Regions from separate parts of the Homo sapiens genome. Here region 2 is linked to region 1. Evidence: chromatin contacts called from ENCODE Hi-C or POLR2A ChIA-PET data. All regions are on one chromosome and are shown on one strand. Each heading gives the region's core, a stretch centred on a gene start or an enhancer-like site at or near the end of the contact. The rest is flanking DNA. Distances are from core to core; before and after follow the strand shown.

What was found. Hi-C counts contacts between places; a loop is a spot of excess contacts on that map. ChIA-PET counts read pairs that join two places held with the same protein, here RNA polymerase II (POLR2A). Pooled maps may share reads with other maps.
Region 2: a pooled map shows a loop between it and region 1 (2.6-fold over the local background). The contact joins two enhancer-like sites. A Hi-C loop is called at or near these places in 2 of 168 maps with a recorded cell type or tissue (CD14-positive monocyte and endothelial cell of hepatic sinusoid) and 2 of 50 pooled maps. POLR2A ChIA-PET finds 5 or more read pairs at or near these places in 5 of 52 experiments (Caco-2, H1, HCT116 and 2 more).

Annotation. Positions count from the first base shown.
Region 1 is chr19:4,428,921-4,435,398 of GRCh38, reverse strand. It overlaps CHAF1A (chromatin assembly factor 1 subunit A), which reads right to left. Exons shown (of 15, transcript NM_005483.3): 9 at 5,793-5,961; 10 at 5,611-5,691; 11 at 4,758-4,850; 12 at 3,192-3,447; 13 at 1,860-2,329. Among named protein-coding and RNA genes, the nearest start is that of MIR4746, 14 kb to the left of the region's middle. RefSeq lists an enhancer at 3,906-4,669. Within about 2 kb of position 3,503, at least 3 of the 41 ENCODE cell types and tissues checked have a DNase peak (open chromatin) inside an H3K27ac peak, as active enhancers do; they include CD14-positive monocyte, where a contact is called at or near this core.
Region 2 is chr19:4,366,931-4,373,408 of GRCh38, reverse strand. It overlaps SH3GL1 (SH3 domain containing GRB2 like 1, endophilin A2), which reads left to right. Exons shown (of 10, transcript NM_003025.4): 2 at 6,415-6,478. Among named protein-coding and RNA genes, the nearest start is that of MPND, 27 kb to the right of the region's middle. RefSeq lists enhancers at 1-241, 242-975, 2,520-3,467, 3,920-4,109, 3,468-4,417. Within about 2 kb of position 4,273, at least 33 of the 41 ENCODE cell types and tissues checked have a DNase peak (open chromatin) inside an H3K27ac peak, as active enhancers do; they include CD14-positive monocyte, where a contact is called at or near this core.

The DNA.
Region 1 (6,478 bases), core at 2,254-4,753:
CCCTGACTCAAAAAAAGGCCAGGACAGGCGTGGTGGCTCATGCCTGTAATCACAGCACTTTGGAAGGCTAAGGCGGGCGGATCACGAGGTCAGGAGATTGAGACCACGGTAAAACCCCGTCTCTACTAAAAATACAAAAAATTAGCCGGGCGTGGTGGCGGGCACCTGTAGTCCCAGCTACTCGGGAGGCTGAGCCAGAAGAATGGTGTGAACCCGGGAGGCGGAGCTTGCAGTGAGCCCAGATCACACCACTGCACTCCAGCCCGGGCAACAGCGCGAGACTGTCTCAAAAAAAAAAAAAAAAAAAAAAAGGAAAAAAAAGAAAAAAGAGAAACTCACTTCCGAACACTGTGTGGTAAGGACAAAAAGTATGCAATGAACGTTAACAAAGCCGATCTATGGCCAGGGGTGGGTGCCAGGGGCCAGTGGCTCTCTGGGCATGAGAGTTTCTTAAGACCAGACAGTGCCCCCATCACACACCCCAGGGCTCCATGCGCTTGTGCCTCCGAGGCACCCATAAGGCTGGAATCACACAGCCATTCATTCCCCTTACAGGCTCCTGTCTGTGCCTTACACCGGGCGGTGTTCTGCATATACCTGTGTCTGAGAGACCGATCAGAGTGCCTGGAGCACAGTAAGTGCTTAATAACTGTGCTTGAATGCAAAATTCAAGAACCGTTGAACAAAAATAAAAATGCTACCACATGGAATATTATTCAGTGTGAAAAAAAAAAGAGCTATCAAGCCACAAACAGACACGGAGGAACTGTCAACGCATACTGCCAAGTCAAAGGAGCCACACACGATGCGATTCCAGCTACAGGGCAATCTGGAAAAGGCTGATCCACGGAGATAGAGAGGTTGGTGATTTCCAAGGGATTGGACGGGCAGAGCACAGGGGCCTTTCAGTGGGGAGAAGCCTCTTTGTTTAAAACAATAAAGGTAGACGCACAGCATCCAACATTCATTCAAATCACAGAACCCTCAACACCAGCAACAAACCCTAGTGGTGGTGATAAATCAACGAAGGTGCGTTTTATGTATTTATTTTTAGAGACAGGGTCTTGCTCTGTCGCCCAGGTTGCAGTGCAGTGGCATGATCATAGCTCACTGCAGCCTCAATCTCCTAGGCTCCAGTAATCCTCCCGCCTTAGCCTCCTGAGTAGCTGAGACTACAGGTGCATGCCACCGCTTGGCTAATCTAAAAATTTTTTCTTAGAGATGGGGTTTTGCCATGTTGCCCAGGCTGGTCTCCAACTCCCGGGCTCAAGTGATCCTCCCGCCTCAGCCTCCCAAAGTGCTGAGACTACAGGCGTGAGCCACAGTGCCTGGCCTGAGGTGCACTGATTGTAACCAATGCACCATTCTGGGAGGTGATGTTGGGTGGCTTGGCTTGGCTTTGGGGAAGGAGGTGTATGGGAACTTTCTGTACCTTCCAATCGATTTTGCTGTGACCCTAAAACTGCTCTAAGAGTAAGGTTATTTAAAAAACACAAAAACACCAGGCGAGGTGGCTCACGCCTGTAATCCCAGCACTTTGGGAGGACAAGGCAGACGGATCATGAGGTCAGGAGTTCGAGACCAGCCTGACCAACATGGTGAAACCCCGTCTCTACTAAAAATACAAAAATTAGCCAGGCATGGTGGCGTACACCTGTAATCCCAGCTACTCAGGAGGCTAAGGCAGGAGAATCACTTGAACCCAGGAGGGAGGAGGTTGCAGTGAGCTGAGATTGCGCCACTGCACTCCAGCCTGGGTGACAGAGCAGGACTCCATCTCGAAAAAAAAACAAAACAACAAAAAACAAACAAAAAAAGAAAAGCCCTGCAGAGGCCCCCACCTGCCCACCCCACCTCACCTGGCCGTCGTGCCTGCGCTTCTTCATGAATTGGGTGATGCACATGCTGCCCGCTGACTTCCTCTTCAGCGAGATGGGAGTGCCCTGGCTGGGCCCCGTGGAGGGGACGCTGCCACTGTCCTCTTTGGGGGCCGAGGGCACCGATGTCACATAGCTCCACTGGCACGGCACGGGCAGGTGCTCCTGCTGGAAGCTCTGTAGCACCTGCGGGTGCACGTACCAGCACATCCTGAAGTCAGGCCGCTTCTCATACACTGAGTTCTCGGAAATGAGCCGCTTGAGCCGGGACTTAGAGGGGATGGCGGCATCCTCGCTGGGGGTGGGGGTGTGCAGGTAGGTGGTGGAGGGGCTCCGCGGGCTGCCGGTGTGGTTGCTGAGCAGTCCCCGGCGGCAGTGCTCCTGGAACTCCCGGATGATGACCTTGCTCCCGTTCACATTGCCGTGCAGGAGCGGCAGCAGCTGGGCCAGGACTGGCAGGAGGGAACATGGGTGGGCATGAGGCTTGGGGAGCCACCCATCACCACAGGCCAAAAAACAAAACACATACACAAGCTCATTGCCACCGAGGCTTGGGGCATGGCCAGCTTCGGGGATAGGTGGCCTCATGAGGGCGGGTGTAAGACAGGGTAGCACCTACGCACCTGCCCAGAAGTGAGCCTTGGCCGGGCACGTGTGTTGCCAGGGCTGACTTCAAATGCCTGCTGTTCCTACCCAAATGACTGCCCTGCTCTCCTTGTGTGCCATGGTCCCTCCCCAGTTTTTTGAGTTTTTTTTTTTTTTTAGACAGGGTCTTGCTCTGTCACCCAGGCTGGAGTGCAGTGGCAGGATCATGGCTCACTGTGGTCTGAAACTCCTAGGCTCAAGCAATCCTCCCACCTCAGCCTCTTGAGTAGCTGGGATCACAGGTGCGTGATACCACACCCAGGTAATTTTGCATTTTCTGCAGAGATGGGGTTTTGCCATGTTGCCCAGGCTGGTGTCGAAGCACTAGGCTCAAGCGATCCTCCCACCTTGGCCTCCCAAAGTGCTGGCATCACAGGCATGAGGCACTGTGCCCGGCCCCTCCCTGGCTTTTGAGAAAGCACAGCCCCCACTCCAGCACTCTCTGTGCCTGTGTCCTGGTTGATAAAACAAGCCAATTAAGGGACCTGCCTCGTCCTGCTGCTAGGGACATCATTGAACGTACGGACATGTACAGGAAAAGGGCTGGCCTCTGTTATTTGTGGAAAGAACATTTGCATCACGGACCCACTAGCCTGTGACTCTTGCCCTCAGCCCTGGAATTAGCTGGGCCCAGGAACAGGTGGGTGGCCTGGCCCCGCCCACACTCACTCTGCTCGTCTCTCCTCTCCCGCTTGGAGGCCTTGGGCGTCTGCTCCTCCTGGGCCGGCAGGGTCTCCAGGAAGCAGGCTGCGAACTGCTGCAGTACCTTCAGGTCATCGCCTGCGCAGTCTCTGTCAGCCGCCCACACGCAGCCGATCTTCACAGGTTGCAGGACGCGAAAGCGCTTCCCCTTAGCCAGGAACTCGTCCCACTCCTTGGCCTTCAGTTTCTGGCGGACCTTATGGTTCTCAGGGTCGGCACACTCCTTGTGGTTTAGAAAGCAGAAGTTTATTTGGGGTTCTTGCTCCCCTATGCCCGGGCACTCTTTTGAGGAACCAGTCCCCAGCCAGCTGGGGAGCAAGAGGAAAGGACAGGGGCACAAAACTTCCCACAGTGTCAGGGCCAGGGCAGAGCACACCATGCGCTGGCTGCCCCTCTTCCAGATGGAATAATTCACACCTGGTCTCCTTTGGGAGCGTCACAGATATTTCTGAACTCACCCATGAGGCCTCTTTTAACACCCCTCTGAATTTTCTGGTGAATGTGTGATCGTGGAGCCGTTTAACAGGGTTGGGTGTCTACCCACATGGCCCAGGCATCTGGCAGACACATGCAGGGCCTGAGACCACTCTCTGACTGACAGTTCAGGCCTCGGTGGTCAGATATGCACAAGGAATGCCTAGGCCTCCAGTCCAACCATGAGACAGTCCCACCAAATCCCCACTTCCCAAACGACAGGCCTTCAAAACAAAACAGGACCAAAAACAACTTGCTTGAAAGCAAGTTCCTGCCGGGCTCGGTGGCTCATGCCTGTAATCCCAGCACTCTGGGAGGCCGAGGCGGGTGGATCACTGGAGGTCAGGAGTTCAAGACCAGCCTGGCCAACATAATGAACTCCCGTCTCTACTAAAAATACAAAAATTAGCCAGGTGTGGTGGCACACGCCTGTAGTCCCAGCTACTTGGGAGGCCGAGGCAGGAGAATTGCTTGAACCCGGGAGGCAGAGGTTGCAGTGAGCCAACACCGGGCCATTGCACTCCAGCCTGGGTAACAGAATGAGAATCCGTCTCAAGAAAAAAAAAAAAAAAGACAGTTCCACAACCTTATGGAATCTGGAAAGGGGTGGCAGGCAGGTTCGCCTGCAGAGACGTGGGCAATCTTCTGGAGAGATAGGGAAGTTCTGTTTTATTTCGGGCGGTGGTTGCCCACATTCACTTGATTGTTACGTCATCAAACTCAACACTTACAATGCACATGTCTTGCTGCATGCTGACTGTATGTCAGCTCGGGTGGTTTCCAGCCTTCTAACCCACAGACCATGGCCACGCTCCCTCACCAGGGTGTCTGCTCCTATGGCTCCCCTCGCTTGCAAGCTCCTCCTACGTCTGCCACCCTCCCAGGTAATACCAAGTTCAGGCCCAGCTGTTCCCACGAGTGAGCTTGCGTGCTTGGAATGCAGTCCAAATCTCGTATGGTTGGGCTGGGACCCCCGTCACCCTCCCAGGTCAGGCCACTGAGCACCAGTCCAGAAATGAACTTTTGCTGAGCCGGTGACCTCCCCCTTCACTCCCTCACCTCTGTCACACCTTCGTCCTCAGACAGGTACCCATGGGGCACAAAGAAACCATCGTCCTCATCTTCATCCTCTCCCATGTCGTCATCATCATCCTCAAAAGGAGAAAAAAAAAAGAGTTCATCAGATAGAAAAGCAGAGTGTGTGCCTTATTAAAAACAAAGTAGGCCAGGCGCAGTGGCTCACACCTCTAATCCCAGCACTTTGGGAGGCTGAGGTGGGCGGATCATCTGAAGTCAGGAGTTTGAGACCAGCCTGGCCAACATGGTAAAACTCTGTCTCTACTAAAAATACAAATCTTGGCTGGGCATGGTGGCACGCACCTATAATCCCAGCTACTAGGGAGGCTGGGGCAGGACTATCACTTGAGCCTGGGAGGCAGAGGTTGCAGTGAGCCGAAATCGCGCCACTGCACTCCAGCCTGAGTGATAGAGTGAGACTCCATCTTAAAGAAACAAAAAAATGTAAAGCTGTGAACATCTGCTTTGCATGGCCTCCCGACAGACACGGTGAGCATCGGCAGAAAGCCCACTAGGTCACAGCAGCTGGGCAGTCAGGAGGAAATGGTGTGCAGCAGGCCCGCAGGAGGCAAGAGGGGGCTGTGGGGCCACGGTGCAGATGCGGACGGGATCCCATCCCCAGCAGCCACGTGGGCGAGTGTCACCAGATGAGATTTTTCGAGAGAAGCTGGAAGTCTGGATGTTGAGGTGCGTTCAGGTTTCAGACCACACAGCAGGTCAAACACCAGCTGTCAGTGAGTGAACACAGCTGGGCTGCATCCTTAGCCCCTCACTGTGGGACAGAGACTCAAACACAAGCCGTCTGTGAGTGAAGACAGCTGGGGCACATCCTTACCCCCTCACTGTGGGACAGGGACTCCCCAGGCTCCTCTTCTTCCCACTCCTCATCACTGTCCACCTCATAGTCCAGGAGCTTCTGAGAAAAGAAACACATGGGACTCACAACTGTCTTTGGGGCTGGAGGAAAGGGGCACAGTGAGGAGGTACGGGGACGGAGGCACTCTGGGGCTAGCTCACCGTGTCCTGGGCCCAGGGGTCTCGCGCGCGGATGAGTGCCGTCTTCTTATTCCAGGTACCCCAGTAGGCAGGCCGGTGGTTCTCACAGAACTGCAGGAGCTTCATCCTGCCAAACTTCCTCCTCTCGGGAACACCGTCGCCCTTCCCACGCTCCACGATGACGACATCACTGAGAAGGAAAACCCCAGGCTCAGGATCACGCTGCCTTACAGACCTGCTCACAAACCTCCCAGGAACCTCCCTGTGAAGCTGGCCTAACAATTCTAGAAAGATGGGCATTTGTTAAAAAGCAGCACTGCCTGTCCCCAAAGAAAGGTCAGGAACATGGACTGAAGGGACAGATGGAGGAGGGTGCAGCCTGCAGGGTGAGAGGGAGGACAGCTGCCCAGGTGCAGCCCCAGAGCATTTTTAGCAAGGGAGGTTCTGTGGAATGAGATTTGCAAGAGCGAGGTGTTGGGGGGTATCCTTCACTGGAGACCAGCAGGGAAATAAGATTCCTCCACGAGGAGCTGGGAAGACAGGGAGAGGAAGACTTCAGGAGCTTACAGGAAGGCCAGGTGGAGAGAGGCCTGAGCCAGCACCGAAGCCCAGGGCCCGAGGGCACTAGGAAGCAAGCAACAGAAGGACCCAGAGCTCCCACCCCGGGGACCCCAGGGTTCAGGATGCTGGCCTCCAGCATCACTAGT
Region 2 (6,478 bases), core at 3,024-5,523, 63 kb after region 1:
AGATCTCTACTGAGAGGCTGGAGGCTCGAAGGACAGTGGCAAATCCAGGGCTCTCAGAACTCCCAGATGCTGAGGGGAGCCCCGGCTGTCGGGACCCTTCCCTCCGTGCATCACACACAGTGGGTGATGACCCAGTCAGCCCCAAGGCAGAGGCTCCCTCCATCTTCCCTTGGGCTGGGGAGTGGGTTTCTGCCGTCTGATTCCTCGCCGCCGGGCCATGAGGATCACCTGGCACCTGTGAGGGTCACTTGGCACCTGTGGTGCTCCTGTGGCCCCCCCTCCCACTGCTCCTCTCCCTCCCCCTCCTGGCCTCATCCCTGAGCATGTGCAGGAATGACTACTCCTGCTTTTCACCTGCGGATGCCCTGCAGGCTCCCAGACCAGGAGCCCAGGGGCCACAACCCCACCCATGCCAGGCACTTACTGTCACAGGAAAGCTCAGAGCTGCCTGCAGCCAGCGCCGCCCCTGTAGATAGGCGAGCTTTCATAGTCAGCACGCAAGGGCCTCAGGTCTGGAGAGTCCCCATGCCACTGGGGCCACTGAAGGTTTCCAGGAAGGACAGACAGACACATCAGCAAGCCAGGAGCCTGGGAGCCCACATGGAAAAGGGGACACGAAGGCCAGTGGCTTCCTGTGTCGCTGGGCAGCAGGCCGCCTCCAGGCTGTGCGCGTCTTCGACTTTTTGACTCATGGGAAAGAAGCTGTGATGGACTCGAGGTGGCCATGTGTGTTGGGCAGTGGCTCCCAGGTGTTGGGCCAGCAGGGAAGGGCGTTGCAGATGGAAAGGGGTTCAGAGACACACGGATATGATACATCCCTACATCCTTTGCCCCTGCCCTCTTCCCACGTCAGGGCTTTTTCTACACCACAGGGATCCTTACGTCCCTCCCTGGGGCCTCCACCCCGACCCTGTATTCCAGCTGTTTTGCACAGAGGTCTGATAAGGACTCTGCTGCTTCTGCAGGCCTTACCCTGGCTTTGCCCCTTTCCATGGCTGACCAGGCCTTGAACACAGCTGCAGTGTTAGAACTGCGCCCACTGTGAGGAGGGGCTGAGCACTCGCCTCCTCCACGTCCCCTTCAGCTTCCTCCTCTGTGACGTTGGGGGCCGGGCACAGAGTGCCTAGCATGGGGGCTGGCACATGGGACTGTGAATAGTGGCCCTTGTTCCGTGTGTCCTGCCTGCCCTGTCCCTGGTCCTGCAGGTGGCTGGGCCTGGACCCCCTCCTATGGTCCCCAGCTCCCCAACCCATGCTTTGTCCTGGGGCTGTTGTCCCCTAGTCCTGTAAATGTATGGCCTTGGCCAGGCACACTGTGTCATGCCTGTAGTTTTGGCACTTGGAAGGCTGAGGTAGGATTGCTTGAGGCCGAGTTTGAGACCAGCCTGGGCAACATAGTGAGACCCCTGCCTCTTTAAAAAGAAAAAAAAAGATGAGGCCTTGTCACAGGTATTCGCTGCGGTTGACCAGCCGTGCCCACCTGCCATTTCTCCGCTCTGTGCCTGGCACTGGGCGAGGCCCCTGTGGTCTGTGCGCTCACAGATTCCGCTGAGGAGGACTGCAGGGAGGGACGCGGAGATGGCTCTGTAGCACAGCGTGCAGCACCACAGCACCACCGATGCCGACGGGCAGGCAGACACCAGCCAGAGACCCGCTCCCCAGCCGAGGGAGGACCCGTGAACTCTGCTGTGAACCTGGAAATTACCAAGCACCACAGCATGACTGCCAGTGAGACCTGAGGACCCTGGGGCCGACCCCTCTGCGGGCAAATGTGGCGCATCCCTGCAGGCTGGGCCACAGCAGCCCTCCCTTGCCCTCCCCCACGCTGGCTTTCTTCTTTAAAAGAGAAAAAAAAACAAAACCCTGTGAATTCATCAGAGCAGATAGTCTGCTGGGGCACCAAGCCCGAGACGGGCATTTGTGTTCCGTGCTGTGTGGATCAGGTTTCCCCGCTGAGATGTTTAAATCCCAAGGCCGCCCATCGGCAGCAGCCAGCTCCACTCGGCAGGATTCGGAATTTTCCTCCTGCTCCTGCCAAGTGGCCACCACAGCTGTGCCTGCCGGGCACAGGGCAGCTGCCCACACCCCTCTGGGTAAAACCTGGGATTCTCCTGCCTACGGTAGCCCTGTCCTGACTCTCAGTCCACAGTGTCTTCACAGTTCATTTCTGTATTTTTCCACCTTGTATTCTCTGTTCTGTGTGTCACATCCCTTGCTCCCCTCCAAAGAGAGCCAAAGGTCTAAACTCTAATGAATGCCAGGCTTCAAAGGAATAGCCCCCTTCTCCCAGGGGGACAAGAGTCCCATGCTCTGGGGCAAAACCCCATCTTCGTGTCCAGCTTGCTCGTTTCCCAGGTGCCTGGCTCACAGGTGACAGAGTACAGGGTCAGGCAGAAAATCCATGCGGCATGCAGGTGGCGGGTGCAGGTGGGATGCGTGAGCATAGAGTGGGCAGGTCTCCGCTGGGCATCTCTGGGCAAAGATCTGAAAGACCACAAGCCAGTCTTGCCAAACCCTGGGGAAGTGTCCGGCAGGCAACAGTGGGATCCTTCCCAGAGGCCACTGCCAGGCCTGACTGAGCCGGGGCCTCTCCCATAGTGACTTCTCAGCCCTGGTCCTCGCCTGGCAGGGTTGGCCAAACCTCACTTCTCCCTGCTCCAGGCGGGGACATGTCACAGCCTCTGTGGGAGGCCAGCCGGCATCTGAAGCAGGGGCAGAGTCTTGGAGACTGTTCCCTCTTGGGCTCGGCCTGTTTGTTCCAGGCATGGGGAGAGAAGGCGCTGGTGTTGCTCTCAGGATGGCAGCCCTTGTGGGGCCTGCGGTTGGTCACTCGGGGTTTGCAGCTGGTACTCTGACCCCGTCCAGGTGGGGCCCTGTGGGAGAGTGGGGAGGGGGCCCCCACCCACCCTGCCACCCTGATGCAGGTTCAGTCAGCGGAGGGTGGTCTCACCCCTGAGCCCTGTTGGGTCCCTGGCTACTGAGTGGCCCCATTATTTTCCTCCGTTTCCTGCCATGCGGGGTGGGAACAGGAGGCGAGCCTTGTGGGTATGGGATGGACTCGAGTGCGGAGCTGTCATTGCCACTGCTGAGTCCGCTGCACTAGTCAGGGCTACAGCCAGCCTGCAGAGTCTCCCTCGGCAGGAATGGACTGCTGGGACCATGGCCTCAGTCCTCCCTCCCCACCGGTAGGGTCTCTGATGCGGGGGCATTGGGGCTGGCTGCCCCACAACAGGCAGCTCTTGCCTGGCAGATGGCACCAGGGTTAGGAACACTCGCTCCTGACAGCGAGCCCAGAGGCGCCCTCTGGTGAGCCTCCCCGTGGCGCCCAGCTCTGCCGCAGACTCTCGGTCCCCTCCGTGCTCAGCAGTGTGCTGGTGTGGAGACCGCAGTGAGTAGGGCCCCAGCGGGCAGGAGCCCACGCTTGGTTTCCGCGCTTGCGGCCGGCGCTGCACGTGGCCCGGCTGCCTTGCTTTTCCCGTGTTTCCCTTGTGGCTGCTCATCCCTGTGTCCATCTGTGCTGGTTTCTAGCCCATAAGCCTTGGAGAGAAGGGGCCTTACAGGGTTGTGTCCCCTGCCCAGTGCCTGGCCCGTGGGGGACCATCAGTCACCACAAGGGACTTGGCTGGAGCTGAGCAGAGGGACCCGGGTAGTTAGGGCACAGCCTCCCGGGTGTCAGGGGTGCGAGGAGTCAGGCGGTTGTGGGGGTTCAGGAAGTCGTCCTGGGGCTCAGGAAGGCAGGGTCCTGGATTCCCAGGTGAGATGGGCAGGTGGGGCCAGGGCCAGAGCCAGAGGCCACCAGGTGGGTCTTTGGTACCGTGGCGGGTCCCCAGCCCCTCCCCTCAGAGGCAGGATGTGGTCCTCGCCGGTAGGGCCTCTCCTCCTGCCCTGTGAGAGGCAGGGGGCTGGGGAAGGGCCCTGACGGAGCCACTCCTGCCAGCCTGCACACTGGGTCCTGCCTGGGCAGGTCGTGGGGCCGGGGTGGCCTCCGCCCAGAAGGTGTGGTTTCGCAGCCCGCTGGCTTCAGTTCTCCTCCCGGCTTCCCAGAAGAGTCCAGTCTCACATCAGCCACTCATTTCCCTCTCCGGCAGCCGCTGGCTCTGAGCACGCCCTCTCTCGCCACAATCAAAAGAAGTGAAACTGTCCCAGGAAATAGAGTGGAACGCCCCAAAAACACCTAGGGAGGGGGGGCTCCTTCCTCCTAATGCCTTCAGCAGAAATGGAGGGCAGCCCCACTCTCCTGCCCCGCAAGGGACAGTTCCTGCTTCTCACCTGTGCCAGAGTCAGCCCTCCCGCGGTGGGTGTGACGAGGTGATTTTTTTTTTCTTTCTTCTTTCTTTTGAGATGGAGTCTTGCTCTGTCGCCTAGGCTGGAGTGCAGTGGCTGGATCTCTGCTGACTGCAAGCTCCACCTCCCGGGTTCACACCATTCTCCTACCTCAGCCTCCCGAGTAGCTGGGACTACAGGCACCCGCCATCAGGCCCGGCTAATTTTTTTGTATTTTTAGTAGAGACGGGGTTTCACTGTGTTAGCCAGGATGGTCTCGATCTCCTGACCTCATGATCCGCCTGCCTCAGCCTCCCAAAGTGCTGGGATTACAGGCATGAGTCACCGCGCCCGGCCAACGAGGGGATTTTTAAGAAGCTTCCAAGGTGCTGTGTGGCTGAGTTGAGAGCCACCAACCCACAGGCAGGAAAGGGACAGGGGTCAGAGGCATGGGGCCTGTGCTCACTGAATGCCCGGCACACCCCGCACATGAAGGCAGGTGGACAGAAAGGGTCCCGATGCGTGGGTGAGGACAGTCCCGTGGTGTGGGGGCTTCCAGAGCCAAGCCTTGGAGGAGGGCCAGGAATTCCTTGGCAAAGGGGCTGGTGTCTTTTTGGGCAGGTTGCCAGGACACAAGACCAGCCGTGTACTCCGGGCAGGCTACCTTTTGCAGAACTTGGGGTTGGGGGCATTTGCACTCATGGTGCCTTGGGCTGTGACCTCCAGGCATGGGCTAGAGGGTACACCAGGTGCCTGGCGTGGGCAGAGCCCCAGGCTCAAGCTTCTCCTGCCCCCGCACTTCCTGCTCTTGGGTCACTTCCTCCCAGGCTGGGTCCTAAACTCCTGACTGCCCTGCTGGACACCCCCCAGCCCCACACAGCCAACGCAGTGTGGCACCACACGGACCCTCATGGCATCCCTTGGCCACGTCTTGTGACAGCTCGGGGCAGGCAAGCACCAATCAGACCTGGGGAGCACCAGGGGCACAGGCCATGGCCCACGGCACGCAACACCTCACTCTCCTGCCCAGGCCGTGTGTGCACGTCTTCACACAAGTGATCAGACCCGGGATGTTAAATTTGCCGATGACTTCAGAGATGGCACACCCTGTGACACTTGGCCCCCAGAGGGCAGGGCCAAGCTTGTGACCTCAGGCGGCCTCCCTCTGGGAGCCTCCATTTGTGGCAGGGCCTGGCAGCCACTCGGCTCTTCATGAAGCGCTGTGTGCTGGGAAGGGCCTCACACTGTCCATCCTCACTCTGTGCGGCATCCCTTGGCGCCAGGCACACATGGGATACGTGGGGTGAAGAAAGCAACGCCTGTGCTCAGACAGCGGTGCTGGGGTTCAGTGGTTCCCGCCATGTTCCATGGGACATTTCAGGGCTGTTTTTCGCATCCCAGGCGCTGTCAGAGGGAGTGGTTTGGGAATTCAGTGCTTGCTTCTGCCTTCCCACCACACGAGGAAAGACGCTGTAAGTGCCTGTCATTGTCATCGCTTTCACCGTAGCTGAGAGCCGTGAGGACCAAGGTGTGCCAGGCCTGTGTTGACTGCCTTGTGAAACTCAGTGTCCACATGGGGCAAGGGCTGGGCTGTCCCATCCTGCAGACACGGGCACCAGAGCACAGGAGAATGGCGGCCTCCCTGCCCGGCTGCCTGCACCTCTTCTCGTAACTGTCAGCTCCTGCTGCCTCTCCCAGCCAAGCTGGCAGGATTTTTTTTTTTAAGTAGACCCCACATACTCAAGGATGGGGGCAGATCCCCACATTGCTATCTGTGGGGATGTTTGTGTAGGCGCTTCTGGAAGCAGTGTCTTCTGAGCCATGTGTTCTCAGGCTGAGGCTCTGGACTCCACCGTGGCCCAGATGGGGCCTACTGTGGCAGGGTCCCCAGTGGGTATGTGAGTGGCAGTCGGGACACACACAGGTGGGCAGGCCACCCCCACCCTCCCCCTCCCCCTGCAGGCCCACCCTGCTCTGCAGGCAGCGTGTGGCCCTGGGGTGCCCACGGCAGTGCCTGAGGTGTGTGTCCTGATCACTTGGCCTCCTGCCTCCAGCTGTGGATGCGATGTGGCTGGAAGGCGGCTCAGGGCCTCCTGTCCTCTTCTTCCTCCTACCCCTGGGCTCACAGCGTTTCCCCTCTTCTGTCCTCTAGCTGGTCAGTGAGAAGGTCGGAGGGGCCGAGGGGACCAAGCTGGATGATGACTTCAAAGAGATGG